2 separate regions of the Homo sapiens genome follow, and region 1 is linked to region 2. A link is an interaction called in ENCODE POLR2A ChIA-PET data of the cell type or tissue named here. Cell type or tissue: PC-9. All regions are shown on one strand. Each heading gives the region's core, and the rest is flanking DNA. Links, peaks and the distances in the headings are about the cores only.

The links. Peaks named below come from ENCODE experiments on the same cell type or tissue, not always from the same donor. Only the 100,000 strongest peaks of a DNase experiment are listed, where the experiment ranks them.
Region 1: POLR2A ChIA-PET joins it to region 2 with 8 read pairs; 3 of 35 experiments call an interaction of 5 or more read pairs at or near these places.

What each region holds. Positions count from the first base shown.
Region 1 is chr7:23,439,883-23,455,175 of GRCh38, reverse strand. All of the region lies in intron 2 of IGF2BP3 (insulin like growth factor 2 mRNA binding protein 3), which reads left to right. It also overlaps the pseudogene RNU7-143P. Among named protein-coding and RNA genes, the nearest start is that of IGF2BP3, 23 kb to the left of the region's middle. In PC-9, for the core only: no CTCF peak of the experiment used is centred there; no DNase peak of the experiment used is centred there; H3K27ac peaks cover 2,307 bases.
Region 2 is chr7:23,332,022-23,347,314 of GRCh38, reverse strand. IGF2BP3 (insulin like growth factor 2 mRNA binding protein 3) reads left to right here. Exons shown (of 15, transcript NM_006547.3): 8 at 1,253-1,375; 9 at 3,462-3,597; 10 at 5,126-5,251. Among named protein-coding and RNA genes, the nearest start is that of MALSU1, 40 kb to the right of the region's middle. RefSeq lists a silencer at 11,351-11,645. In PC-9, for the core only: no CTCF peak of the experiment used is centred there; no DNase peak of the experiment used is centred there.

The sequences.
Region 1 (15,293 bases), core at 5,105-10,104, 110 kb before region 2:
GAGCTAAGTAGTTTAGTTCATGCCATTTAGCAAATGCTGATTTGGGATTATCATGGAAGACTGATGCCTAGGTTAATTTTGGAAAATGCTCACCAGAGATCCCACTGAACTTTTGCGTCTTCAGTACTTTATAAGCATGGGTCTGGCTATGCTCCCAAAACATTTCATGGAGTTCACAGCTGTTCTTAGGGTATCCTCTGACAGGGTAATTAAGGCAAATTGTGATACAGGACTAGGAATCTTATAATAAGGTTGACTGAGCCCATGTAATTTTTTTAAGGTTAGCTGTGGCAAGACAATCAATGGTGCTGGTTAAAGCTCCTGGTATTATATGATTTTTGTTAAAGACATCCCAAGTGATGTAATGAACCTTTGGAGAAAAATGTGATAGACACTTCTGTGTGCACGTACTACTACCTAAAGTTGGGGACAGCAGTACAGCACAGTGGTAAGGGTGGGCCAGTGGCATCTTGCTTGGAGCTACACAGGCCTCAGTAGGAACCTTTGCTTAGCCCTGTGATCTTGTGCAAACTGATTAAACTCTGAGATTTCTGTTTTTAAAATCTGTAAATGAGGGTAATAAGACCTATGGCAGAGGGTTGTTGGGAATTAAATGATAATGTCTGTAAAGGACTTCTTGGATTATCTGGTACTAAAGTGATATTGTCTCACTAATAAGTTTGTGTGTTTACCATGTGGTAGTGGAAAATGGGGGATGGGTGTGCCTATTCCCGTATGACCCCGTGGTTTATGGTTTATGTTTCATATATACGGAGACATAGGAGTGTTTCACATTTCTTTGTAAAATATGGGTTATGCACTGTGAATAAGTTAAGAATTGGTGCTTTATATCTAGGTGCATGGATCTTAGAATCCCTAAAATGTGTTTAGTTATGGAATTATCTTAGGAGAGATCATACGTAAAGGAAATAATAGACCAGGAGATGAATTCCTAATTCCAAAGAGGTAGAAACAGTATAAAAATGAACGAAGGATGAGAAGTGGCAGTTCAGAAGGGCACAGCTGAAAAGTCAGTCTGTGTACAAAAAGATATCCAATCTAGGCTGGGCACGGTGGTTCATGCCTGTAATCCCAGCACTTGGATGAATCGCTTGAGCTCAGGAGTTTGAGACCAGGCTGGGCAACATGGCGAAACCCCGTCCCTGCAAAAAATAACAAAAATTAGCCAGGCATGGTGGTGCGTGCCTGTAGTCCCAGCTAACTGGGGGGCTGAGGCAGGGGGATGGCTTGAGCCCAGGTTTGCACCACTGCATTCCAAGCTGGGCGATAGAGTGAGATCCTATTTCAAAGAACAACAACAGCAAAACAAACAAAAAAAACACCCTTGTCTAACTAGTTATTAGGGAAGTGCCAACGATAATGACATTTTCTGCCTATGAGGTTGGAGAAAAATGAATAAGATTGGCCGTATCTGGTGTTGGCAAGGTTGTGGAGGCATGGCCACTCATATAGCTAAAGAGTAAATTGGCAAAGACTTCTTGGCACACTATTTGGCAGTATCTATTAGAACTTAAAATGAGAATACCTTTCAACTAAGTGTTATGGAAAACAACCCAGTCCTCATGGCTTTGTGTAATCTGTAAGCACAGTTTTAATCAGCAATATCGTACAATATTGTAAAAGAGCTCCATCCAAATCGCCAAGCAGGAATTGGTAAAAAGGGTCTCTAGTAGGTGGGAGTCTGTAAAACACAGAATTCTTAGGTTATACTATATTACACGTCACATTTTAACAGTATCGTACAGATAATCTGAAACTAACACTGTTGTCTACTTTTCGAGCAAAAAAGATCTCTAGCTCTAATTTTACTGTTTGGGACATTTTGCAATTGCCTATCTTTGAGTTGTAGAAGGGGAATTTTTGTAAAGGAAGACAATACTGAGAGTCCTTCCTTTTTTCTTCTTGTTTAAAAGTGCTTTAAGGCCAAGGTGCTTGGCTCATACTTGTAATTCCAGCACTTTGGGAGACCATCCTGGGTAACACAGCAAGAACCCATGTTTATTTGTATTTTGTTTGTTTGTTTGTTTGAGACGGAGTCTCGCTCTGTCACCCAGGCTGAAGTGCAGTGGCGCGATCTCGGCTCACTGCAACCTTTCTGCTCGCTACAACCTCCGCCTGCTGGGTAAGGGATTCTCGTGCCTCAGCCTCCAGAGTAGCTGGGACTACAGGTGTGCGCCATCATGCCCAGCTAATTTTTGTATTTTTAGTAGAGATGGGGTTTTACCATGTTGGCCAGGATGGTCTCGATCTCCTGACCTCGTTATCTGCCTGCCTCGGCCTCCCAAAGTGCTGGGATTATAGGTGTGAGCCACTGCGCCCAGCCCTGTGCGCCCCCCACTTTTTTTTTTTTTTTTGAGATGAGTCTCGCACTGTTGCCCAGGCTGGAGTGCAATGGCACGATCTCGGCTCACTGCAACCTCCGCCTCCTGGGTTCAAGCGATTCTCCTGCCTTAGCCTCCCGAGTAGCTGGGATTACAGGTGCCCACCACTTGCCCAGCTAATTTTTTGTATTTTTAATAGAGATGGGGTTTCACCATGTTGGCCAGGCTGGTCTTGAACTCCTGACCTCGTGATTCACCCGTCTCAGCCTCCCAAAGTGTTAGGATTACAGGCATGAGCCACCACGCCTGGGGGAACCCATGTTTTAAAGGGAAAGAATAAGCACTTTAATGTTCAACTATTTGTAACTTTGAGGCATGTTTAATTCCTTTCTCCATAACAGCAATTTCACTTGTAGTATTCTATTACAAAGACATACTTGGCAAAAAGACATGTGTTTTTTCCATATTGTTTAATAGTTAAAAATAGGAAATAACCTAAATGGCCATCAAAAGAAAACATACCCTATTCTGGCCAGGTGCGGTGGCTCACGCCTGTAATTCCAGCACTTGAGGAGGCTGAGGCAGGCGGATCACGAGGTTAGGAGATTGAGACCATCCTGGCTAACACGGTGAAACCCCATCTCTACTAAAAACACAAAAAATTAGCTGGGCGTGGTGGCGGGCGCCTGTAGTCCCAGCTACTCAGGAGGCTGAGGCAAGAGAATGGCGTGGACCCAGGAAGCGGAGCTTGCAGTGAGCTGATATCACGCCACTGTGCTCCAGCCTTGGTGACAGCGGGAGACTCCATCTCAAAAAATAAAAAATAAATAAAAAAAAAAAAGGAAAAAAGAAAACATACCCTATTCTAACCATATATTCCTTTTTTTTTTTTTTATCTTGCTCTGTCGCCCAGGCTGGAGTGCAGTGGTGTAATCTTGGCTCACTGCAGCCTCTGCCTCCCGTGTTCAAGTGATTCTCCTGCCTCAGCCTCCTGAGTAGCTGAGATTATAGGCGCCTGCCTCCATACTAGGCTAATTTTTGTATTTTCAGTAGGACAGGGTTTCACTACGTTGGCCAGGCTGGTCTCGAGCTCCTGACCTCAAATGATCTGCTTGCCTCGGCCTCCCAAGGTGTTGTGAATACAGGCGTGAGCCACCGTGCCCAGCCCTAACGATATATTCTGTGGCATATTTTGTAGCAGTTATAAGGAATGATAGAGGTCTGTTTTGTTTTGTTTTTGAGATGGAGGTTAGCTGTTGTTGCTCAAGGTGGAATTCAATGGTGCAATCTCATCTCACTGCAACCTCCACCTCCTGGGTTCAAGCGATTCTCCTGCCTCAGCCTCCTGGAATGATAGGGGTTTTATAAAAAACCCATTACATGTTATCATAAAATTTTAAATAAAAAACTCTTTTTTGAGACAGAGTCTTGCTCTGTTGCCCAGGCTGGAGTGCAGTGATGCAATCTCAGCTCACTGCAGCCTCCGCTTCTGGGTTCAAGCGATTCTCCTGCCTCAGCCTCCCGAGTAGCTGGGACTACAGGCATGCACCACCACACCTGACTAGTTTTTGTATTTTTAGTAGAGACCAGGTTTCACCATGTTGGCCAGGCTGTTCTCAAACCCCTGACCTCAAGTGATCCGCCCACCTCAGCCTCCCAAAGTACTGGGATTAGAGGTATGAGCCACTGCGTCTGGCCCTAAAACACTCTTATAAAAGAGAACTGTTTTTCATTTTTGTAAGTTTCTTTGGCCTAAGAGGCAACTGGAAACTGGTAACTACTACTGCATTCAGTTTGTCGTCATGTATTGTTTTGATTGAAGTATATGAGGAAAATCCAGCCACATATGGATATGTGTTTAGAAAAGGAAGGAGTATAAATAATTACAGATATTCTTTGGTGCTACATCAAAATATGACAAGTGGTAGTTAAAAAAAAATTCCTTTTTAAATTTAAATTGAGACAGGATCTCACTATGTTGTGCAGACTGGTCTTGATCTCCTGGGCTTCAAGTGATCCTTGTGCCTTGGCCTCCCCAAAGTGTTGGGATTACAGGCGTGAGCCACTGCACCCAGCTACAAGTGGTAGCTTTTTTGCGGAGGTGCGGGGGTGGGGGCTTACTGGTAAAGACCGGAAAACCACCTGCTGGACAAATTCTAAAAGAGCTGTAACACCAAGTGGTAGTTTTTTTAAAGTCTAGTTTCAATGTGGAATCTGAAATCATATCAGTGAATTTTTTTTGTACTTGTTACAAAAAGAATCCATTGATTGTCTTATACTCGGAAAGGATCTTTATCCACGAGGATTGGGAGGCTGTCAAAGCTCATTGGTAATAGATAGAAGTTTTTCAAAATACTAGTTTTTACTTAAAAGCTCAAATTTAGTCATTTGGCAACAGATACTTCAGGAAAATCGTTTTACCTGAAGTGACAGACTCATTTTATTCCTTTTTGAGAAAATATCTGCCAGATACTCAAGTTTTTAAGTAACTACATTTTGCTTCTAGTTCTTCAGGTAGAAACGGTGCTTGACTGGTTCGTCTTGCAACTCAAACAACTGCACAGTGCTTTTTGTGCAGACAACCAGGATAGGTAGCAGAAGTGCTTTATGCATGCTTCCCTTTTCTTCATACAGATCATAAAAGGATGTATACTGAAGGATTGAGATTAGGACATTTTTAAACAGTTTGCATAATTCTTCGCTGCAAATGCCAGAGAAGAATACAGTGACTACTAGTACAGTTCAGTGCCACTGCATTGCTTCATGCTAAGGACCAGCAGCTTTACTCATCATTGCCTTTGCTCTACCAGTGCAAATACAACACAGCAGAAAAGGCAAATAACATCTTAGTGTTATTAGGAAAATAGTCTTAACTTCTTGGACCTCCTGAAAGTGTGTCAGGGATTCCTTATACCATACTTTGAGAATGGCTGCTCTGCTCTAATGTGTGGTTTGAAATTAGATCAGGTGGCTGGGTGTGATGGCTCATGCCTTTCACATGAACTTTGGGAGGCTGAGGTAGCCACATGGATCACTTGAGGTCGGGAGTTCGAGACCAGCCTGGCCAATAGAGTTAAACCACCCCCGTCTCTACTAAAAACACAAAAAATGAGCGGGGTGTGGTAGCGCATACCTGTGGTCCCAGCTACTCAGGAGGCTGAGGCACGAGAATCCCTTCAGCCTGGGAGGCGGAGGTTTGCAGTGACCCAAGATTGCGCCACTGCACTCCAGCCAGGGCGACAGAGTGAGACTCTCTCAAAAAAAAAAAAAAAAAAAAAAGAAAAAGAAAAAGGAAAAAAAATTGTATCAGGTATTTTTTTAGACGGAGTCTCGCTGTGTCCCAGGCTGGAGTGCAGTGGCGCTATCTCGGCTCACTGCAAGCTCTGCCTCCCGGTTTCATGCCATTTTCCTGCCTCAGCCTTCCGAGTAGCTGGAACTACAGACGCCCACCACCACACCCGGCTAATTTTTTGTATTTTTAGTAGAGACGGGGTTTCACCGTGTTAGCCAGGATGGTCGCGATCTCTTGACTTCGTGATCTGCCCGCCTCGGTCTCCCAAAGTGCTGGGATTTCAGGCATGAGCCACCACGCCCGGCCTGTATCAGGTATTCTGGTGAATATGTATTTACATCATAACAAGAGCAAGTGAGGATTTTATGCAATTCCATGGCATATTAGCCTTGATAGGGAAGTCAGTTTGGAAAAAAAAAAAAGATAATAAATCGGTATAGGAAGATAAGCAAATGAAAAAATGTCAAATTCTAAACAAAAAGAAGAAAAATCTAAGTGCATGAAAGATAAAATATTGCCAGGTGTGATGTCTCACGCTTGTAATCCCAGCGCTTTGGGAAACTGCAGCCCAGAGGATTGCTTGAGCCCAGGAGTTCAAGACAGGGTGGGTGGCTGGATGCAGTGGCTCATGCCTGTAATTCCAGAACTTTGGGAGGCCAAGGCGGGCAGATCACTTTAGGTCAGGAGATCGAGACCAGCTTGACCAACATGGTGAAACCCCATCTCTACTAAAAATACAAAAAAATTAGCCAGGTGTGGTGTTGTGGCCTGTGGTCCCAGCTCCTCAGGAGGCTGAGGCATGAGAATCGTTTGAACCCAGGAGGTGGAGGCTGCACTGAGCTGAGATCAGGTTACTGCACTCCAGCCTGGGTGATAGAACGAGACTCTGCCTCAAAAAAACAAACAAACAAACAAACAAACAAACAGCCTGGGCAACATAGTGAGACCCTCATCTCTACAAAAAATAAAAAATTAGCTGAGTGTGATGGTGCATGCCTGTAGTCCCAGCTACTTGGGAGGCTGAGGTGGGAAGATTGCTTGAGCCCAGTGAGCTGCAGTGAGCTGTGGTTGTGCTACGCCCTCCAGCCTGAGCAACAGAGTGAGATCCTGTCTCTAAAATGTATTTTTGAAAAGATAAGTGTTTAGAATAAACAGTTAAGGACTGCTGAAAACAAGTACACATGAGGAGGATGAAATGAATTTGGACATCTGGGCATCTATCGATACACTTAAGTTCTTCAAACTGAAATGAACCCTACATGTTGATACCAGGTCGTGCCTAAGGAAATGAATAGCATTTGTTTCCTTCTGTTATTCCTAAAACTTTAACAAAATCTAATAATGATTTCAGGACCCCATCAACATTTCTTCTGACAGTTTACATTTTGAGGCTGGAACCTTGTGGTCACTCACTGTATTTTTAAGGATGACCAAATGGAGAGTCCGGCCTCTGACATGTTTCAGACAGCTTTCCTTGCCCTGGGTAAATATTAGTTAAATGTAAAAAATAACTGGCTGACTTTTATCACTGGATAGGTTCTTGTCTTTTTTTATTTTTATTTTTTAGCCAGTCTTGCTCTGTCACTCAGGCTGGAGAGCAGTGCTGTGACCATGGCTCACTGCAACTCGAACTCCTGGACTCAAGGGATCCTCCCACCTCAGTCTCCTGAGTAGCCAAAACTACAGGCACACACCATCATGCCTGGCTAATTTTTAAATTTTATTTGTAGAAACAGGATCTCACTGTTTTGCCCAGGCTGGTCTCGAACTCCTGAGCTCAGGTAGATCTGCCTGCCAAATTCCAGCCTCCCCAAGTGCTGAGATTGCTGGTGTGAGTCCCTATGCCCAGCCTGTTTGGTCTCTTTTAATCTGGGACAGTTCCTTGGTCTTCATTTTTTTGTTGTTGTTGTTTTTTTCTGAGACAGAGTCTTGCTCTGTTGTCTAGGCTGGACTGCAGTGGTGGGATCTCGGCTGGCTGCAACCTCCGCACCCAGGTTCAAGCAATTCTCATTCCTCAGCCTCCCGAGTAGCTGGGATTACAGGCACACACCCCATGCCTGGCTAATTTTTTTGTATTTTTAGTAGAGACGGGATTTTACCATGTTGGCCAGGCTGGTGTCAGACTCCTGGCCCCAAGTGATCTACCTGCCTTGGCCTCCTAAGTGCTGGGATTACAGGCATGAGCGACCTGTAATCCTTCATTTGATTTAATGACTTTCCTGTTTTTGAGGAGTATAAGCTAGTTTTTTGTTTGTTTGTTTATTTTGTGGAATGCCCCTCAATGTGGGTTTATCTGATGTCTCCCATGGTTAGCATCAGGTGAGGCTGTGTGTGTGTGTGTCAGTCAGAGTCTTACTCTGTCGACCAGGCTGGAGTGCAGTGGCGCGATCTCGGCTCACTGCATCCTCTGCCTCCCGGGTTCAAGTGATTCTCCCTCAGCCTCCCAAGTAGCTGGGATTACAGGTGCCCGCCACTGCACTTGACTAATTTTTTGTATTTTTAGTAGAGATGAGGTTTCACCATGTTGGGCAGGCTGGGCTTGAACTCCTGACCTCAAGTGATCCTCCTGCCTCAGCCTCCGAAAGTGCTAGGATTACAGGCATGAGCCACCGTGCCTGGCACCAGGTGAGGCATTTTTGATGGAATTCCTCAGAAGTGATATTGCTTTCAGTGCACCTCATCTAGAGGCACATGGTGTTTGTTGATTTTTGTTTCAGTAGTGGTGGTAACTTTGACCAATTGGTTAAGTAGTGTCTGCCAGGCTTCTTCAGGGTAAAGTTACTATTTTTTCTTTTGTAATAAGAACTTTGTGGGGAGATATTTTGAGACAATGTAGAGATTCTGTCTCTCAATACTTTCACTAATTTTAGCATCCATTGATGATTCTTGTCAGCAACTGTCACTGCTACTATAGTGGCTGTCAAATAGTGGCTTTCTACTTCTCTTTATTTTTTCTACATTTATTATTTGTTTTTTATTTTGTTCAAGATGGAGTCTTGCTCTGTCGCCCAGGCAGCAGTGCAGTGGTGCGATCTCGGCTCACTGCCACCTCTGCCTCCTGGGTTCAAGTGATTCTCCTGCCTCCCGAATAGCTGGGATTTCAGGTGCCCGCCACCATGCCCAGCTAATTTTTTGTATTTTTAGTAGAGATGAGGTTTCACCATGTTGGCCAGGCTGGTCTCAAACTCCTGACTTCGGGTAATCCACCCACCTTGGTCTCCCAAAGTGCTGGGATTACATAAAGGTATGAGCCACCACACTGGGCATCTACATTTATTATTTGGAATAAACTTTACTTTCCCCAATTTACTTTGTTTATATTAATATTAGACTCATGGAATCTTATTGCATAGATTATAACATGTTACAGTTGTTATTTTGTTGCTCAGACTATGGAAGTGAGGTTTTTTAAAGGCAAGTGTATTAACGTGGTGGTATTCTGAAGGCAATGATTCAGCACAGAGGGAAAGATGATTATGACCATCTAATGTCCAAAGATTATGATCATCTAATTTCAAAGATGAAATCTTTGCTTGTGCTTCATTTTATTTTTTCTTTTAATTTGTTTTGTGCTTCATTTTAGACGAGCAGCTTTATACTTACTACAGACTTATCTACCTAAATGTAATAAATCTAATACTTTTCTGGGGATATCTTACAACTAGTGGAAATAAGGTCATTCTTCATATACATGATGCATTGCCTTAAATTCAGATACTGCCCTCTACTTAAACATAACTATTGTATGTTGTGTATGTCACTTATGGTAATTGTTAATCACCTGCAGGTTATTTTTTCCATACCAGTCTAACTTTAGCTCATGATCATGCATTTTTCCCCAGTCTCTGGCATTTTGATGTGCTATCTATAACAATATTGGTAAAGCATTGTTACACGCTTCTTCAGTGTTCCTATTTATTCTTAGGTCTCTTGATGAATAATGTACATACCGAAACAAATCTAATGGAATCTTAAGCTATTTTCTGTGTACAAAACACCCACAGGAACTAAGTAAAAGTAGTTTTACTTAGTCATACTAAGTAATACTCTATAGTGTATACGAAACACCCGTAGGAACTAAGTAATACTTAGTTACACTGTATACAAAACACCCACAGGAACTAAGTAAAAGCAGTTTTACTTAGTCATACTAAATAATACTCTATAGTGTATACGAAACACCCATAGGAACTAAGTAATACTTAGTTACACTGTATACAAAACACCCACAGGAACTAAGTAAAAGTAGTTTTCTCTAAATTAATTAAAAAGCTTGGAAGGTTTTAGAAAAACAGTGCACATGGCAAAATTTAAATGATACTTTATTTTTCTCCTTCCTCAAATGCAACTACTGTGCAGTTTATTGTGTTCCTTTAGGGAAAATTTACATGTATATGTGAGCATCTGTGAATGTATGCTTTTTTAGAAAAAATACGACTTAGCACCATACCTTACTGTTTTGTTTTATTTATTGTTGTTTTTTAGAGACAGGGTCTCACTCTGCCGCCCAGGCTGGAATGCAGTGGTATAATCATAGCTCAGTGCAGCCTCTAAATTCTGGATGGAAGTAATCCTTCCACCTTAGCTTCCTGAGGAGCTGAGACCACACCTGATTAATGGCTTTCTTTTTAAATTTTTAGTAGAGATGGGAACTCTATGTTGCTCAAACTGGTCACCAACTCCTGGCTTTGAGTGTTCCTCCTCCTTCGGCCTCAGATTGCTGGGATTACTGGCATGAGCCACCGAACCCAACTACCTCACTGTTTTAAAAAGCAATTTTTTTTTTTTTTTTTTTTTTTGAGACAGAGTCTTGCTCTGTCACCCAGGCTGGAGTGCAGTGTTGCAATCTGAGCCCACTGCACCCTCCACCTCCCAGGTTCAAGCGATTCTCGTGCCTCAGCCTCCCAAGTAGCTGGGATTACCAGCACTTACCACCATGCTCAGCTAATTTTCGTATTTTTTAGTAGAGATGGGGGTTTCACCATGATGGCCAGGATGGTCTTGAACTCCTGGCCTCAAGTGATCCATTTGCTTTGGCCTCCCAAAGTGCTGGGATTACAGGTGTGAGCCCCCGCACCTGACCTAAAAAGCAATTTTAAAGGTTCTTTGGAAGGTGGGATAGGGAATAATTGCAGTAAAGTGATATGTTAAATACTATTAAAGTAGTGGACTTGATTTAGGAGTAAAGTATATTCACCCATATGTAGGTCAATAATACATTATAACCTATTTAAACATCTTGTCATTAATAGGATATTAATAATATCTTAGGTTTCATTATTGTACTTGTTAAAGATTTTTCTGATATTCAGGAAACTCCAGCATGTGGTTTACCCCAATTATGATGGAAAGAAGAAATGTGTTGTGCAATGTTTAACCAAAAATAAAAAAAGAACAAAACCCCCAAACCTCTGAAAACCTCAGAGCAGTCTTTTTAAATAGCATATGCACAACACATTGTATTAACTGGAACTTGTTCAGTGCTCTAAATTTAATTCTAATGGTGTTTTTTTTGTTTTGTATTTTGTTTTTTGAGACGAAGTCTCCCTCTGTTTCCCAGGCAGAAGTGCAGTGGCGCGATCTCAGCTCACTGCATCCTCCGCCTCCTGGGTTCAAGCGATTCTCCTGCCTCAGCCTCCTGAGTAGCTGGGATTACAGGCGTGTGCCACCATGCCTGGCTAATTTTCTGTATTTTTAGTAGAGACGGGGTTTCACCGTGTTAGCCAGGATGGTCTCAATCTCCTGACCTCGTGATCCACCCTCCTTGGCCTCCCAAAGTGCTGAGATTATAGGCATGAGCCACTGTGCCCAGCCCAGAAAATCTTGTATATTTTATTTTTTATTTTTGCTTATTATTATTATTATTTTTGAGATGGAATCTCACTCTGTAGCCCAGGCTGGAATGTGCAGTGGTGTGATCTCAGCTCACTGCAACCTCTGCCTTCCAGGTTCAAGAGATTCCCCTGCCTCAGCCTCCCATCCCAAGTAGCTGGGATTACAGGTGCATGCCACCACACCTGGCTAATTTTTGTGTTTTCAGTAGAGATGGGGTTTCCCAATGTTGGCCAGGCTGGTCAGCATGGCGAAACCCCGTCTCTACTAAAATATACAAAAATAGGCCAGTCGCGGTGGCTCATGCCTGTAATCCCAGCACTTTGGGAGGCCGAGGCAGGTGAATCACCTGAGGTCGGGAGTTCGAGACCAGCCTGATCAACATGAAGAAACCCTGTCTCTACTAAAAATACAAAATTAGCTGGGAGTGGTGGCGCATGCCTGTAATCTCAGCTACTCTGGAGGCTGAGGCAGGAGAATCGCTTGAACCTGGGAGGCGGAGTTTACAGTGAGCCGAGATCGCACCACTGCACTGGGTGTGGTGTCACCAGCCTGGGTGACAGAGCAAGACACAGTCTCAAAAAAAAAAAAAAAAAAAAAAAAAAAATCACTGTAATGTTTAAATATGTAGATCTGATTGATACGGTTTACTTTTGGTTGTGGACGATTTGTGTTTCAGTATTAATATTTAACTTTTTCAAAATAAGTTTAATAACAGTATAATTTAAGATACTGAAATTTCACTAAACTGCTTCCAAATGGTTTGATTAAACATAAAATTCTAGTTACCTGGTTTTATGGTACATTTTAATTTGGTTTACATACTGCCACCATAAATCTCTGAATTTATCAAAGGACTAGATGGACATTTTAGTAAAATAACATCAAAACATGTAAAATGAATATTTATAAATTAAAATTGAAACTGTAACTCCTTAAAATCTAGAGATTGGTATATGCAAAGTCTGATTATAATATGTTATTTCTTGTTATTTTAAAAATGAAAAAAACAGACTGGGCTCGGTAGCTCAAGCCTGTAATCCCAGCCCTTTGGGAGGCTGAGGTGGGTGGGTCACCTGAGGTCAGGAGTTCGAGACCAGCCTGACCAACATGGCGAAACCCTGTCTCTACTGAAAATACAAAAATTAGCTGGGCGTGGTAGTGGGTGCCTGTAATCCCAGCTACTCCAGAGGCTGAGGCAGGAGGATTGCTTGAACCCGGGCGACGGTGGTTGCACTGAGCTCAGATCAGGCCACTGTACTCCAGCCTGGGTGACAGAGCAAGTCTCCATCTAAAAAAAACAAAACAAAAATGGAATGTTATTCTATGTTATTGACCTTGCATAAAACCTAAGATGACATTAATCCGTTACACAACTGATAAATCTGCCTTAAGGGATTACATTTTAATGTTGTTGATGTTTGCAGTTTGATTTCCATTGCTTACTTGAAATTTCATTTTCTTTCAACTTATGTTTTGAGCCCTGCCAATGACAACCATTATGCCTAGGTGCTAGGGAGACAGAAAAGCATTAATTTACAATTTTGAAAGAGAAAAATTAACTTTTTAAAAAAATTTTCTTGAGACAGAGTTTCACTCTTGTTGCCCAGGCTGGAGTGCAATGGCATGATCTTGGCTGACTGCAGCCTCTGCCTCCCAGGTTCAAGTGATTCTCATGCCTCAGCCTCCCGAGTAGGTGGGATTACAGGCATGCACCACCACACCCGGCTAATTTTTTTGTATTTTTAGTAGAGACGGGGTTTCTCCTTGTTGGCCAGGCTGGTCTCAAACTCACGACCTCAGGTGATCCGCCCGCCTCTGCCTCCCAAAGTGCTGGGATTAAAGGCATGAGCCACCCCGCCCAGCCAGAATAATTAACATTTTATAGTAATCTTATTCAATTTATAAACAGATTTATGTGAATGATACAAGTATAATATTTTTAACCACTGTCATAATTGGCAGTCACTTTAAATGCTTAGCTGGACTGAGTTTTCACACTCTCTGAGTAGGTAATTTGCAATTTCTGGTAGAGGTGGGAGCAGTTAAGGTTCTGCAAGTCTTTTTTTTTTTCCCTAAATCTACAGAATTTTAACATATGTGTCTTTTTTTTTTTTTTTTTTTTTTTTTTTTTTAAGAGATGGAGTCTCACTCTTGTCCCCAGGCTGGAGTGCAGTGGCACGATCTCAGCTCACTGCAACCTCGGCCTCCCGGGTTCAAGCGATTCTCCTGCCTCAGCCTCCCAAGTAGCTGGAACTACAGGCGTGCACCACCAAGCCCAGCTAATTTTTGTATTTTTAGTAGAGATGGGGTTTCACCATGTTGGCCAGGATGGTCTCGATCTCTTGACCTCATGATCCGTCCACCTCGGCCTCCCAAAGTGCTGGGATTACAGGTGTGAACCACCGTGCCTGGTCTTAACATATGTGTCTTTATTTTTTGCAGAGATGTGATCTCACTATATTGCCCAGGCTGGTCTTGAACTCCTGGCCTCAAGCGATCCTTCCACCTTAAGATGTGTGTCTTGTTAGAAGTAAATCAGATCTGGTGGTTTTGATGCTATTTATTCAGTCTCATAACTGTCATGACTCTGAATATATAGGCTCTTGAAATGGTAGACCAAAAAATACTTCAAGTATATTATTTGCTATTCTTTTCTGCTTGTAGGATTCTGCAACTAATTTTTAAGTTATTTATGTGTGTAAAGCCTTCCCAAGTCCCAGGATACCTAAAGTTGTAAACATAGGGGTAAATAACTATTTAAATGATGTCTGATAGATAAATCTATAGAGAAGGGATTCAGAATCCCAAATGCTTGCAACTGATATTGTATTCTTATGTTCAAGGTTTAATCGTCAGTAGAGTAGGCTTAAATTTGTTTATGTATATGATGTGGGACCTCTTAGAAAAAAGCTAAAACTTTGACTTAGGTCCTTCTATAGCCCTAGTAGAGCCTGCGTAAAAATAAAAATGACCTGATATGTGGACAGGTGGCTGGTGGTTAGGGGTTGTTGGAGTCCTGGTGTGCCGCTCCCCCAATAGACAGTATGTCGGGATAGCTTATGTTTGCACTTGATTCTACTAGTCTGTTTCAGGCAGTTGTTAAAGTACTTGGCTGTGTAACACATTCTTAAAGCTTACGCATTTCCAAAACACTGATTTCAACATTTTTACAAGGTGTTAAGGCCCATCCCACTAAAGTGTAATACCCTATACAGATTGTTAATAACAGATTTAGTTTATGATGATTTTTCAAATTATAAAGCTTTGTTTTGAAACAGAGTCTCTCTCTGTTGCCCAGGCTGGAGTGCAGTGGCACGATCTCGGCTCACTGCAACCTCTGCCTCCTGGGTTGAAGTGATTCTCCTGTCTTGGCCTCTGCAGTAACTGGGATTAAGGGCACGTGCCACCATGCCCAGCTAATTTTTTTTTTTTTTTTTGAAATAACTAAACAATTTCTGCTCTGTTGTCCAGGCTGGAGTGCAGTGGCACGATCTTGGCTCACTGCAACCTCTGCCTCCTGGGTTCCAGTGATTCTCCTGCCTCAGCCTCCCGAGTAGCTGGGACTGCAGGCGCGTGCCACCACACCCAGCTAATTTTTTGTATTTTTAGTAGAGACGGGGTTTCACCGTATTAGCCAGGATGGTCTCGATCTCCTGACCTCGTGATCTGCCCACCTCGGCCTCCCAAAGTGCTGTGATTACAGGTGTGAGCCACCTCCCTCAACTAATTGTAAAGCTTTCAAAAAAGAGATAGAAGGTTTGGCAGAGAGGAAAGGGCCATTGTAAATTTTTGTGGTTCTGTTACAGAGAAAGCCCGAGGGCAGG
Region 2 (15,293 bases), core at 6,201-11,200:
CCCAAAACAGGAGCCCCAAATCTTGACTCATCCTTTACTCGGAGCTCATTGGAGCTCTGTTCTTGTCCACTGCCTGGCCCCACCTTGGAGCAGCAGGGAGTGTGGAGGTGGGGAAGTGCCTAAGTCTCTTCTAAGGCAAACTGGAGATTTATCTGGGTAATGCAGGCGGGAACTCTATTTCTTCCACAGGAACTTTGAGTGAAGGTTGGGTTCTGTGCCACGTTTAGCGTACAGAACAGCGCTGCACTGAAAGTAGAATCGAGAGTAAGGCACTGGAGTTAGTGTGGGGACCTCATTACCAACCTTAATTTGTAGAGAACTTTAAATATGTTTTAGTAATATTATATGTGGGTGCCATATCATAAGAATGTAATTATTAAAGTAAAAATTTTAAAGAAGAATTATTTTAGTATAGAGAAAAATAGGCCTGGTGTGGCGACTCATGCCTGTAATCCCAGCACTTTGGGAGGCCGAGGCGGGTGGATCATGAGGTCAAGAGATCAAGACCATCCTGGCCAACATGGTGAAACCCCGTCTCTACTGAAAATACAAGAATTAGATGAGCGTGGTGGCATGTGCCTGTAGTCCCAGCCACTTGGGAGGCTGAGGCAGGAGAATGGCTTGAACCCGGGAGGCGGAGGTTGCAGTGAGCCGAGATCGCGCCACTGCACGCCTGCCTGGCGCCAGAGGGAGACTCTGTCTCAAAAAAAAAAAAAGAAAGAAAAAGGAAAAGCCCACCATCTATTAACCACAATGACATTTTAAACAGTTTTATATATATATGACTGGGAAATTCAGAAAGCTACAAAATGAAAAGTGAAAGCTCCCCTTCCTGTTCTTATGCCCTTCCCCCAAAGTGTAACCACTGTTGTTTCTTCTGTTTCCTTCTATAAATTATGCACATATCTCCAGGTGTATATTTGTACTGGATGGTACTGTTTTTTATTTGTACGTTGTGTTCTGGTAGTAGGGGTTTAGGAATATGGTTTTGAGTAAGAGACTCCATCACTGAAGATATTTCCTGAAGTGAATAAAATAAGAACTATTTTAGAAGTTAACTTCTGTATTTTTTCTCCCCTTCTATTCATGCATTGCTAGAATGCTGGCCAATTGTCAGCAAGTTTTAAGCTGTACCTAACACAGTGCTTCCCAGATGGTAGGTAGGAAGTAAATGTTTAATGAGTGAATATTGTCTTTTTACCCACGAATAGGTTTACTTATTCTAATTTTATGGCCACTTTTCTATTTACAGCACAGAAGAGATCCCCTTGAAGATTTTAGCTCATAATAACTTTGTTGGACGTCTTATTGGTAAAGAAGGAAGAAATCTTAAAAAAATTGAGCAAGACACAGACACTAAAATCACGATATCTCCGTGAGTGCTCCTTTGCTTTTGAATAAGAAAACTTTCCAACACTGTAAGCTGCATGTTGTGTATTGGGCTTAGCTTCCCACTTTACAGCTGCTTCAGCTAGCCTGTGCTGCCGTACTTACACATGGTTTCTCAAATACAGCTTGCTGCCTGTTAGGTTTCTGACCCGTATTGAAAGCATTATCTGCTTCTGGCAGGAGGAACCAAATGCTTTACATTCATGTTTTCTAAAGCAGTCTTAACTATGTTTTATGACATTTATTCCCAAAGTTGGAATATATAACCCAGTTTATTATCCATTGTCGTGTAACGCATTATCCCAACATTTGACAGCTTAACACAATGTGAACATTAATTGCTCAGCTAGTTTTTGTGGGTTAGGAATGCAGGAGCAGCTTAGCTGGGTGGTTCTGGCTTGGGGTCTCACAATGCTGCTGACAAGTTGATGCTGGCTGTTGGCAGAAGGCCTCAGTTCCTCCCACATGGGCTTCTCCACAGAGCTGCTTGAGTGTTCTCAAGACATGGCAGCTGTCAAGATGGAAACTGCAATGTCTTTTATGACATAGCCTCAGAAGTTATACTCTATCATTTTTCTAATGTTGTTTACACAAGTCAGCCCTATTTGGTATGTATGTGTGGGACTACAGATAACTGGGTGACAGGAATCACCTTGGAGGCAGGCTACCACACTTAGAATCTGTGGATGCTCTGAAATTACGTGGAAAGGTTTTTCTGAGGGTGGCCATTCTTAGTTTCACTCAGAGTACTCAAAAAGGTGGGAAAAGATTGATGAACTGAGGAAGAGTGGTAGGGGAAAGACTGCACGGTGTTTGTGTACAAGGAGTTTTCAAAGGAGGTAGTAAGGAAGCAGGAAACTTCTGTTTGGTTGTAAAGAAAGGGGGAAAAAAACCCCACAAAGTGGTAAATTCAATAAGTAATACTACTTTGTCTTAAATTTACCCCCAGAAAGGGGAGAGTTTTAAAAGAAAAAAATCTCAAAAGTTATTCTAGAAGCAGCTATTTTTAAAACTGTAATACAAAATGCTTGGCAGGGCCAGGTTGAGACTGAATTAGAATTATAGACTTCTTTTTAAAGTAGTCTAAGAGAAATAGTCTTCATTATACAAATGTTTACATTTTTAACAAGTTTGAGGAAAATGTTAAGGAATAACTTCCCATTCATCTGGCTCAAGGTTAGCCTGTGACATTATACTAGTAGTGAAAATGAGAACTTCAGGAAGATGAAGGAGATTTGTACCAATAATCCATATCCTCTCAATTTATGTACTTAGTTCTGTTTTCCATGGCACATGTCTCCCATTGCTTTTCCTCTCAAGGCTGTTGACCAGCATAGGCTTAGGTGTTTTCAGGTATGATATTCAGTGGCTTTTGAAGGTTCAGCAGGACCTAGGTCCCGCAGGGAGTTTCTGAATATTTCTGCCACTATCTAACGTTTTTGTTATCTAAATGGCATCGGTGAACCATTTTAAATTTTAGTCAAGATGGATTGATATTCCTCCAGCCTACTTCAATCTAAATTCTAAAGAAACTGGTAAAAACTAAGTTTAGACACAGGAATTCTGGCTTGTGTTTTTGGAATATTTCCATGCTTTCTCCTTGCTTGGTGACCCAGAAAATGCAATTGCACGAGAATGCCAATTATGCCTAGAATTGGTTAATACAGACTAGGAACATACTTATGAAAGGTTATGTACTTAGGGTATTTGGTTTCCTCAAAAACTATACATCTTTCCAGTCATTTTTTAATTCACTGTTCAATTGTGAAAATGGTTCAACTTTAAGCGGTTGAGAAGTAAGCTTTATTTAAAATATGGACTTGATTGAACTATATGTATCCAGTAATCGTTAGTTGAGAAAATGGGAGGGCAAATATTTTCTTCTCTCTTGCAGCTTTACAGTTTCGGATTTACGTCTTTTGGGGCTTACTCATTTCCCATCATGTTTTACCACCCACTTTTACATATTACCAGGCTCCACAGTTTGTTTTTAATTGCCGTCTGTGGCTGAATTATTAGCTGTCTTCCTCCAATTTTCATTCTTTTTCTTTCCCTTCTTTTTCATTCTGCAGATTGCAGGAATTGACGCTGTATAATCCAGAACGCACTATTACAGTTAAAGGCAATGTTGAGACATGTGCCAAAGCTGAGGAGGAGATCATGAAGAAAATCAGGGAGTCTTATGAAAATGATATTGCTTCTATGAATGTTAGTTTTGTTATGAAGGGCATGTCTTTATTTTAACAAATAGTTAAAACAATGTTTTTAACTGCATTAATATTGAATTCTTTTGTGGCATTATCACTAGAAGTAGTTCTAGTTGATTTTTAGCACCTCAGCAAGTACCCTGGGATAGTAGGGAAGATACTGGCTTTGACATTAAGCTTTGCTGTCTCTGTGACTTTAGCAAATTATTCAGTCTTTGAGCCTTAGCTTCCTTCTGTCTGAAGTAAGGCTAGTGTCTACCTACAAAGGTTAATATAGTACCTCTCTTACAATGTTAATTTGAGAGAGTTTAATATAGAAGAAATGTTACATGAACTGGATTTGAATCACAGCTGAACCATTTATGAGCTGCAGCTCTCTTCTCTTATATGATTTACTCAGTCTCTCTGAGGCTCAGTTTACTCATCTGTAAAATGGGACTACTGCCTACCTTGCATTCTTATTAGGATTACAATAGATATAATGCATATAAAAGTTAATGTTAAGATTACAGGTTTAAAACTTGGTTAGCCATATAAACCTTGGAGATACAAGAATTTCAATTGATAAAACAATCTGTGTAGTGCATCTGAGGCTATTAAAGCAAATTGCTGACATTCCTTAATCAGTGAAATGGTGCTGAAAATGGAATACTTCAAAAGCCTGTCTTAAATTTTAAAGTAAATGACTTTAAAAAATAATTTTTTTTCAATTGGGCCAGTCATCTGAAACACAAAACCTGAGACGAGGGAAATGTGCAAATACTGCGTTTGTGAGAAGAGCCTAGAATGCTAGCCATTTTACACCCCACGTGACTTCTTGCCAACCTGCTTCAATTCTCACTGCTTGGCTCCAAATGTTCTGGAATCAACTGGGATTAAATCTAACCCCCTTAGGCCTTTTAAAAAGATTTTCAAGTACACTCAAATCTCCCTTCCACCGTCTACATTACGTCCTCAACCCTTATAAAATTAAACAAATTAAAATACCCTTTCTGGCTCCTATTTCCATTCCAGTGATATGTTTACTTGCAGTAGTTACATGGGGATGGGTCCTGATTTCCAGAGGGCTCAACTTTGAGGCCTCTAGACCCATGGTTGCTAAGTTTTACCCAGCAAGTAAAGATCTCTTAATAGCTGGTTTGCTTTTCAATGAACCAATCTTACTTGATTACCTCTTCAACTCTGATACATTGCTTTTTGTCTATATTTAGTTTGCCCACAGCATGCAGAATACGGTTTTGTCTAAGTCCTGTGGGCTAGTCATAAGGGAAAGGAAAGCTTCCCTTGAGATATCTTAATGCAGCTGTGGACCAAGGAGGGGGCAAACCAGCACACAGATTTTAAAATACCAAGGGATATAAACAGATGTAAACGATGTACTCAAGTAGAGTCCCATGGAACATCTGCTTTGAGTTATACAATCATTTCTTTATTAGACAAGAGATCAGTTTGAATACTGTCACTTAAAAATGCTCACTTTCCCTTGATTCTTTTAATTGTCAAATTAAGGGGCCTTTTTACTGTTGCAGCTTCAAGCACATTTAATTCCTGGATTAAATCTGAACGCCTTGGGTCTGTTCCCACCCACTTCAGGGATGCCACCTCCCACCTCAGGGCCCCCTTCAGCCATGACTCCTCCCTACCCGCAGTTTGAGGTAAGATAACTGGCCTTGGCTTTCTTTGTGATTGGGCAAAATCTTAATGTAAACCTAGTCCCCGCGTGATCATCTGTTTAGATGCCAACATATGCTCTCCAGTTCTTGCTAATGGAGCCTTCTTATTTGGCCCTTTGTGGAGTAGACATGGGATTATTTTGCAGTTTTTGGATAGCGGGGTTGTCAACATGTGTTTTCAAATATCACAACAAAAGTTTGGGACTTTGAGGTGGCAGGGGAAGAAACTTAGTAATTGTTTTTCTTATTTAAAAAAATTTTTTTTCTTTTTTCTTTTTTCTTTTTTTTTTATTCTAAGTTCTCGGATACATGTGCAGAATGTGCAGGTTTGTTACATAGGTATACATGTGCCATGGTGGTTATTTAAAAGTTTTTGGAGACACAGTCCCACTCTTTCGCCCAGGCTGGAATGCAGTGGCACAATCTTGACTCACTGCAACCTTCACCTCCCGGGTTCAAATGATTCTCATGCCTCAGCCTCCTGAGTAACTGGGATTACAGGTGTGTGCCACACCACACCCGGCTACTTTTTTTGTATTTTTAGTAGAGACAGGGTTTCGCCATGTTGTTCAGGCTGATCTCAAACTCCTGGCCTCCAGTGGTCTGCCTGCCTCGGCCTCTCAAAGTGCTGGGGTTATAGGCGTGAGCTATTACCTGGCCAGTAATTATTAAATACTAAAGGAAAAGATTTTTTAAAGGCTTCTTTCATCTTTGTCACCTGAAGTCAATGGCTTTGAAAGGTCAGGAGTGACTCTGTGTGTTTTCCATGTTGAGTGTACTTTTTTAAACCAAAGAGATAAGATAGTTTTGTGCACAATTATATTGTGTGTGTGCGTGCATACATTAAGCAGATGTTTATTTTGTAAAGAGGTAGGTTATATAAGAAATAAATCTTAGGCCAAGTGCCATGGCTCACACCTGTAATCCCAGCACTTTGGGAGGCCGAGGCGGGAGGATCACCCGAGGTCAGGAGTTCAAGACCAGCCTGGCCAACATGGTGAAACCCCATCTCTACTAAAAATACAAAAAATTAGCCGGAGTGGTGGCAGGTGCCTGTAATCCCAGCTACTTGGGAGGCTGAGGCAGGAGAATCGCTTGAACCCAGGAGGCAGAGGTGGTAGTGAGCTGAGATTGCGCCATTGCACTCCAGCCTGGGCGACAGAGCGAAACTCTGTCTGGGAAAAAAAAAAAAAAAAGAAAAAGAAAAAGAAAGAAATATTTTATACTTGCTTTTTAAGAATAGCAGTTTCCTTGAGGTCAGAAATAGGAGACTAGTGATGGTATGAAAATAATCGCAGCACAGCAGACACCTGATGGAATAAATTATTTTGAAAGTAGTTAATAATTCAGTTGCATTATCGATAATCGGAGGTATTCATGTGACATTCTAGGATCTTCCTTCATGAATTTGTTTTGACATCTCTCCCTTTTTGTTTGGCTCACTTACTTAATATTAATATTTTGAGTGATACCTCTTACACCAATTTGGGGAAATGTCCAGGTGGAATAGGTTGGTGATTCCACTGTATTACTACCTAGAATAAATATGTAGAGTAAAATGACATTGAAATTGTACAGAAAATACAGATGGCTCAGATTGTCCCCCTTTTATCCTTTTAAAAATGAAAATTTCCTTTTCCTGTCCTTGAACCCACCAAACTGATTGGGGTTCTAAGCAGTTGCCCTCCTGCCGTGTGTGTTTCTGCCTTTACTGTCAGCAGCATCTTGTCTCCCCTGCAATTCACCTGCCGTTTCTAGTATGTTTTGGCCTGGAAATCATGTAACAGAATGATAGCCATCAAAATTTCAGCTACAAGTGAAGTGTGCATAGATTCATTACGTGCCCCCTGAAGTGGCTGGCATGTTTTTACTTTGATGCTAAAGGGGACTGGTAGAAAGAACCCTGGAGTCAGAGCCCAGGTCTGGCCCACTGCCTCTGACACAATTTTGTGTCACTGAAGGTCAGACTCCTTGGCTCTGGATTTGTTTTCTCACCTGTATAATAAAAAAAACCTGAACTATAAGAATTGTGTCTAAAGCCTTTAAGGTCACACATTTCTAGTTTCTACAGAATTAAATAATATGAAAGGTTTAAGGAGGAATAGGGGAGAATGAGCCTAAAATAGGAATCTGAGAGTACATCTAGGGACTTAACTTTGAACATGTCCACTAGTTTATGTGTGTGTCATAGGATTGGTTTAGGGCAGGTGTGTCCCCAACACTTCTGTATAAAATGACACTTACTAAAAGGTACAATGAGCTGATCATGTGACGTAACTCTGTGCTAGGAAAGCTCGCATCTAACCCACATTTCTGCTGGTTCCCCTAAATTAGCTTTCTCTCTGGGTGGGTTGCTTAACCTCTCTGTTTCATTCCCAGTTTGTAAACTGAGGTGTCCCTTTAACTCTTTTTTTCTCTCTATACTGGTGACATGTTCCAATCAACAAAGCTTTTCACATTACAAGTGATCACAGAATAGAACATTCTTGGACATCAGTCTTTTACACTTACATGGATGCTTCAGTAGCCAAAATTCCTAGAGTGAACTTGTAGGTAACTATTTTTAAAATATGTAGATAAGACTGCATATTCTCTGGATTTAGTCATTTTTCTGACTTATGGTATAGTTCTGTGTATCAGGTTCCTATGTTAGAAAAATTAAGAATGCTTTGAGAGAAGTGAGATCATATTAAGAACTTATATTTCTCCAGCACTTCTACAGTCTTAAATGTCTGAATGACTTAAATCAGTGGCAGTTTTGTTTTAAGAATGGGAGGAGGAGGTCGGTGATGTTTACTTAAATAAAAGTTGAGCCAAGAGTAAATGTAAGGAAGATGTCACTGGAATAGGTCATCTTGCTTCTCCTGTCATTTAAGCTAAATCAAATAGGTGCAATTAGAAGGAGCAAATGAGAACAGAAGTTGCAGAAGCTGCCAACAGTAAAAACACTGCCACAGGGCAAGAGCTGCAAAGATGTAACAGTCTGGTGGTTTCAAGGACAGGCAAAGGAAATTCGCATTCTTAAAGGAATACAACAACATGGACAGTCTTAACAATCTGTGTTCTTTGCAGAATTCCAGTGGATATTTTATTCTACATGTGTTCCAGGCAGTGATACAATGGAGTTCTCAACTTTATAACTGAATATTTTCCTAAATCATTTATCCAAATCATATATTTCCCTAAATCATATATTACTGTTTTTATTTCTTATTTTACATTGATTGACAATCTGTAAAGTTCAGCATTAATTATTCCCTGCCTTAAGGGGAAAAAAATGTTTTTCCCATACTTAAATTATAATTATCCCAGACAATTTGAATGAAAATCCCTGGGGGTAGGGGTGAGGCAAAGGTATCAATTTTGAAAGCTCCCGAGATGACTCCAATGTGTAGCCAAGGCTAACAACAACTGTTTGATTAGTTAAGAACTTGTGTCCCACTTAAATAAATAAAAATCTCAGTGGGAGCAGGTGGAAGCTCAAAAATGTGTAGTTTCATAAAGGTCATCAGGAGTTTTATGCTACCCGTTTATTGTCAGGAACTGTTCTTTTCAAGAGATGGGGACTCACTATGTTGCCCAGGCTGGAATTGAACTCCTGGGTGCAAGTGATCCTCCCACCTCTGACTCCCAAGTAGCTGGGACTACAGGCACACACCATCACGCCCAGCTAAGAACTTCTGTTCTACAAAGAATGTTTACTAGTCTTTGGAGGGGCGCTTCAATGTTGAAAAGAACAGTTTCTATCAGTACCAATTGCAAGGGAGAAAAAGTTCAGGATAAGCACAAATACATACTAGTTGTGTATATCCCTTTTTCTACCTTGTTCTATGCTTTGAAGAGTGAAAAAAAACTCACCTCTTTCTCTCTGGACCACCTGCCATCCCAACTCGTAGGAAATATCATGCCAAAAACCTCTGTGGGATGTTGCCGTTATGTCTGTTTTTACCCTTCTAACTCTATTTTGGCATACTACATGTATCAGGATTAGGTTTGGGTATGTATTGTTACTAGAAAAAAAAATGGCTTAAATTCGTTTTCCTTTTTCATGAGAAGAGTTCAAGGGTAGACAATCCAAGGCTGGAAGTGGTTCCACCATATCCTTCAGGACTGGTGCTTCTATCTGCCTTGTGTGCCATTCCCTGGCCCAGGATAACTGCTCAAGCTCCAACTATTGGGTCTGTTTCCAGCCAACAAGAAGGATAAAGGATTGCTGGATGTGGTGACAGACACCTGTAGTCCCAGCTACTGGGGAGGCGGAGGTGGGAGGATTGCTTGAGCCCAGGAATTTCAGTCCAGCCTGGGCAATGTGGTGAGACCTCATTTCAAACTGAAAAAAGGATAAAGGATCAAAATTGGCAGCATCCTTATTTAAGGACACTGCCTGAGGATAGCTTTTCATACTTCTGTTTGCCTCATGTTGGCCAGAACATACCACTGGCTGTGTCTAGCTGCAAGAGAAGCTGGGAGACAATCCCTGTGTGAGGGCAGCAATGTGCCCATTAAACACAGGATCTGTTACTAAAGGAAAATACATGTTGGGGACAGCTATTTGTCTGCTTCACTGGATTTGGCACTATTGCCTGTTAAAGGAGCCTCCCAGAGCCTGGAAGAGAGGAAGCAAGCTTTTAAGTTCTCTCAAAAAGCAGAATCTAAATTCTGGAGGAGAAAATTCCATATTCCAGATTCCCATTCCTGTGGTTATTTTCATCTAAATAAAGAGAAAACACCATTATTCAGAAAATCATATTGTCCCTGGATACAATTAGAGTAAATTCTACTTTCAAACAGCTGCTAGGCAATTTTCTGGCTTAATGTTCAGGGGAACAATTCTTTAACAAGTGTTGTTTGAGTATATAACTTCAAGTTGCAGGGGGTGGGGGGTGGTTGCAAGTACTCAGTTGGAATAGCTTTGCCTTCACTATTTTTAGACTTTGTTCTTTTTCTAAACCGAAATCACTAATACTTAACTATTTTGTGTACCTAGTGGTCACCACTTTTTGAAATACAAATAAACTATTGTTTTTAAAGGCAGTAAATTTCCCAAAGCTTTACCAGTTTCTTTGCTTATCATTGCTTCTTTTTTTTTTTTCTTTTGGAGACAGAGTCTTGCCCTGTCACCCAGGGTGGAGTGTGGTGGCGCAATCTCGGTTCACTGCAAACTCCGCATCCTGGGTTCAAGTGATTCTCATACCTCAGCCTCCCGAGTAGCTGGGATTACAAGTGCGCAGCACCATGCCTGGTTAATTTTTGTATTTTTATTAGAGACAGGGTTTTACCATGTTTGCCAGGCTGGTCTCGAATTCCTGACCTCAAGTGATCCACCCATCTCGGCCTCCCAAAGTGCTGGGATTACAGACGTGAGCCACTGCAGCCGGCCTATTCTTTAGCAAGAAAAATGAAGCCAAAAAGAAGCAATGATAACAACCAGGCGTTGCGATGAGCCGAGGAGGTGGAGGTTGCAATGAGCCGAGATCGTGCCACTGCACTCCCGCCTGGGTGACTAAGCAAGACTCTGTCTCAAAAAAAAAGAAGAGAAAAAAAGAACATACTGTTTTATGTTTGTGAGGGTCTATGATGTTATTTAAAAAAAAAAAAAAATGGTTTAGAAAGTTAAAGATGGACGGGCATTTTGCTCTCAGCACTTTTAAACTGTTCCTGAACTGCATTCTGGTATCTATACTTGCTGATGAGAAGCTTGCTGTTCCTTTGAAGCTATCACAGATTACGTACTAAGATCGTGTTTATCCTTGATGTCTTGTAGGTTAACAGTGAACTTCTGCTTTTATTTTAAATGTATATTGCCTGTCAAGAAGTAGGTTTTGATGGCTAAATGTTTCAAATAATTTTTTTTTTTTAATATATACTACTTCCTTTTTCTTTTAGAATTGTTGCATTTCTCTACTCATGTTTTCTCATTCCTGCTTTGTAGCATGAAAGTAGAAATGATGCATCTCTTCTTTGGATAAATCCCTTGCCTCTATTCCATTCTAGAACTTTGCCTACTAGTTCCCCCACAATATTCTCTTCTTCCCAGAACTTGCCAGGTTGAGTCTCCCCAGAGCCAAAGAGTTGGTTCTTCCAACAGACAAAAAGTCTCTAGTTCCTGCCTAGCAGCTGGCTCGTACAGTACTTAACTGGCAAACTTCGAGTTTATAAATGACAGGAAACGCGCCTTTCAGAAATGCTCAAACAGTAGGGAAGAAGGAATTGGCAGCTAGTGAAGCAGAGCAAGAGCTGGAATTGGCATAGTGCGTGTCGCCTTAGCTGGATGGTCTTGGCAGCATACAGTTGGATTGGCAGAAGTAATCCCAAGGGCTGCTGGCTTCAGTTTTGATAGCCTCTTTGGAGTCTTCTCAGAAGTCTCCAAAATGATAGTGTAATCTTAAAATGGCTAGCTTTCTGCTTATGAAAGAGGCAAGAGAGATTAGCACTTTTTTAGGCTTAAGGTACTCTTTAAGAAACAAAGGGCCAGGCGCGGTGGTTTATGCCTGTAATCCCAGCACTTTGGGAGGCCAAGGTAAGAGGATTGCTTGAGATCAGGCTGGGCAACATAGGGAGAACTCTGTCTCTACAAAAAAAAAAAAACTTTTTTAGATTAGCCGGGGGTGGTGGCCTTTGCCTATCCCAGCTACTTGGAAGGCTAAAGTAGGAAGATCACCTGAGCCCAGGGAGGTCAAGGCTGCAGTGATCCGTGATTGAGCCACTGCACTCCAGCCTGGGTGACAGAGTGAGACCTTGTCCAAAAAAAAAAAAATTATGAGTTGGAAGGAATTTTTTAAATCAGATGAGTGTTTCAGGGAGTCTCTTAGTCTTCCTCCTTAAGATTTCTCACAGTGGGTGCAACTCTTTTGTTGGTAAACAATTTCTAAGTAAGTAACTCACTGTGCACATTTATTATCTCTGAGAAGCCTTGGTTATCTAGTTATGGTGAAAAACTTTCTTTGCCTTTTTTTTTTTTTTTTTTTTTTTAATGTTAAAGACTTCAATATTTTGTTCAGGTCATGGAGTTGAGTAAACTTAGTTTCAGTTCCAGACCAAAATCCATTTAAAAACAACAACAAAAAAACCCAGGAGTATCTATTTTACAAGCCAAAGGGAAACCGTGGCATCCTTCCAGGTACCTGGAGGCTGATCATGTTGGCTGACATGCATGTCTCCATGCCTTTGTGATGTCTTAGATTTTGTCCCCCACAAAGTAAATACACTTAACCTTACTGTTTGCTCATACTTGTATGTCTTCACGATAGATGATTAGGAATTACTCATTGGCAGACTTCACCAGTTATGCAAACTTTCAGTTGAGCAGCTTTGTTCTTCTGTTATTTCAAGCCGTAGTTGAGAGTCTGCCAAGAAGTCCAAAGGAAGTTTTGCCGATAGGCATCTGGCACAAATCCATTGGGAAGCAGCTTATGTCCTGTGAACATCCTTCAGTCCCAAAGAATGTATCCAAGAAAAGGTTCAGACAATGCAACTAGACCTTAACTTAAATGGAAGGAATGTGTAACAAGACTGGGTAACGCTAATGGGCCTTTTCCAACCTAGGTCTCATAGACTTAAATTCAGGTGAAAAAGGCTTATAACTTTTGCTCTGCCTGCTGAGTTTTGCAAGTAAAAATTTAAATTATCTGCCTATTTGGGGTGTCCAAATCCTGACACAGGCTTGTTCTAGCATAGGCTTATTTTAGTCTCGATTTCTTTTCTTTTTTATTTTTTGAGACAGAGTCTCGCTCTGTTGCCCAGGCTCTGGAGTGCAGTGTCATGATCTTGGCTCACTGTAACCTCCACCTCCCAGATTCGAGCGATTCTCCTGCCTCAGCCTCCTGAGTAGCTGGAATTACAGTCACGTGCCCAGCTAATTTTTGTACTTTTAGTAGAGATGGGGTTTCATCATATCAGCCCAGCTGGTCTCGAACTCCTGACCTCAAGGGATCCGCCCGCCTCAGCCTTCCAAAGTGCTGGGAGTACAGGCGTGAACCACAGCACCCGGCTCATGGCTTATTCTGAATCCCATATAAGAATGAAGTGTACCAGAGAGCCAATTTAATGATTGGCAAAAGTTGACAGCATATTTATGTGAGCTGCCTTACATTCCCAGAGGAAAATTTTCTTGAAAAGTAATCTTTGGTTAAGAAGATGCTTCATGGATAGGAAATTGGAGCAAAGGGAATTGGACGACGTTCAGAAATGTCTTCACCAAGCCTCAGACATCTGATGAGTCAACTTTTCTTCAAGACATGATTGCCAACAGCACACATCATTGTCTGTCATTCTAGGGCAGCATCTCCTGGTGTGGAAAAACACTTAGTTTGCTTCTAACTCTGCTGCTTCTATTTGACAAGTTCTGTTGCTTCTGTTTTCATTCCAGGATAGGACATTTTAAAGTCTACACATTGATTCTTCATGTATGTGCCCTTTTTTTCTGTTACATTTTGGTCCTTTTGACCCTTATCTACTGGCCACTATTCCTTTTCCAAAGCTTCACACAACATTTCTCTTAAGTTTATGCTTAAGCTTCATTTTGGGTTTGTTATTTCTCATCAGCAAAACAAGAACATGGACAGCCCTTCATCACTATGTCAGAAAGATAACTTTGTTTTTGTTTCTCACAACAGCAGCCTTGGACGTGTTCCAGGCTAAGACACATGCATGTTCGGGCCAGGCTTTCACTCTGAGGAGGATGCTGCTACATTAGTGTTCTCTGGGGATATTTAGGAATTGCTCTCTGAAACCAGTACCAGGAATAGTCATTTTTTAATAAGTAAATGAATAGTTTTTCTCTCATAGTCATGGGAAATCATGCAACTAACTTTTTAAAAAATTAGCTGCGAGGAAGCTTAAAGCCAGATTTGTATAACAGCATTTTTGGCTTCATCTTATCTTGAGTGTTCAGTTCCCTATGCTCTTATTTCTTCACCTCCTTTGTTTTATCTTTACAGATTATGTGTATTTTATAAGCAGCATAAAATTCTTTTTGGAACAAAGCCCAGGAAACAAATAATTACACAGTCATGACAAAATACTGTGGGGTAAATCTGGGAAAGTTACACATTAGGTTTAGTTTGACCATTGAAAAGGTCTTTATCACCACCAGCTTCCCCCAAGTATATTGTTCAGAAGAACATAATACGGACATTCTTAGTGAGATAAAATATTTAGATCCCACCCTTAATTTTTTTTAAAATGGTCAAGATTAACTTAATGGTCTTGATACAAGGACCAGAATGATGAAGTAATGCTAACATTGAGCACAGTTGATAGTCAGTGTTGGCATTAATTCACTTGGTCTATCCAGTTATAAAATAAAAAAGGCCATAAAGGGATAAATGACACATGGTAATTGTGTGACACACTGGGGGCTGTGAGTTATATAGTATCTTCCAAAGAGAGATGCTGTTCTTCTGACTTAAATAGTGAAGAATGAAATAATTTTATTTTGTGTTCTTTGTTGGTGAAGAGAAACAGAAGTGATCTGGCCAAGCTGTGCAGGACAGGCCCCTAACACAAATCTCCACATAATAGTTTAGTAGGAAGGCAAGTCTTCTTCTGATGTATGTGTTCTAAAAATGCTGAATAGCCAGAAGGGAGATTTCATTTAGCTAACAGCTATATTAATACTTGCAGTGTGTTACATTATCCTAGAAAACATGGAGTATGCCAGAGAACTTTGCCAAGTTGTAAACAATATGGTACAAATTTAGTACATCTGTTTATACAGGTGCTGAAGAAACAAATGATTAGAGATGGGTGGGTGATTAGAGATGATGAATTGAATTTTGGGTTAACTCTTACATAAATAAGAGGTACATGATGGGGATTGAAGATATAAAGGAAGAGACAATAGAGTTTAAGTGATTTTCATTTGTAGGAAACTAGTTGATATGGTTTGGCTGTGTCCCCACCCAAATCTCATCTTGAATTGTAATTCCCACTTGTCAGTGGGAGGTGATTGGATCATGGGGGCGGATTTCCCCCTTGCTGTTCTTGTGATAGTGAGTTCTCATGAAATCTAAGGGTTTAAAGG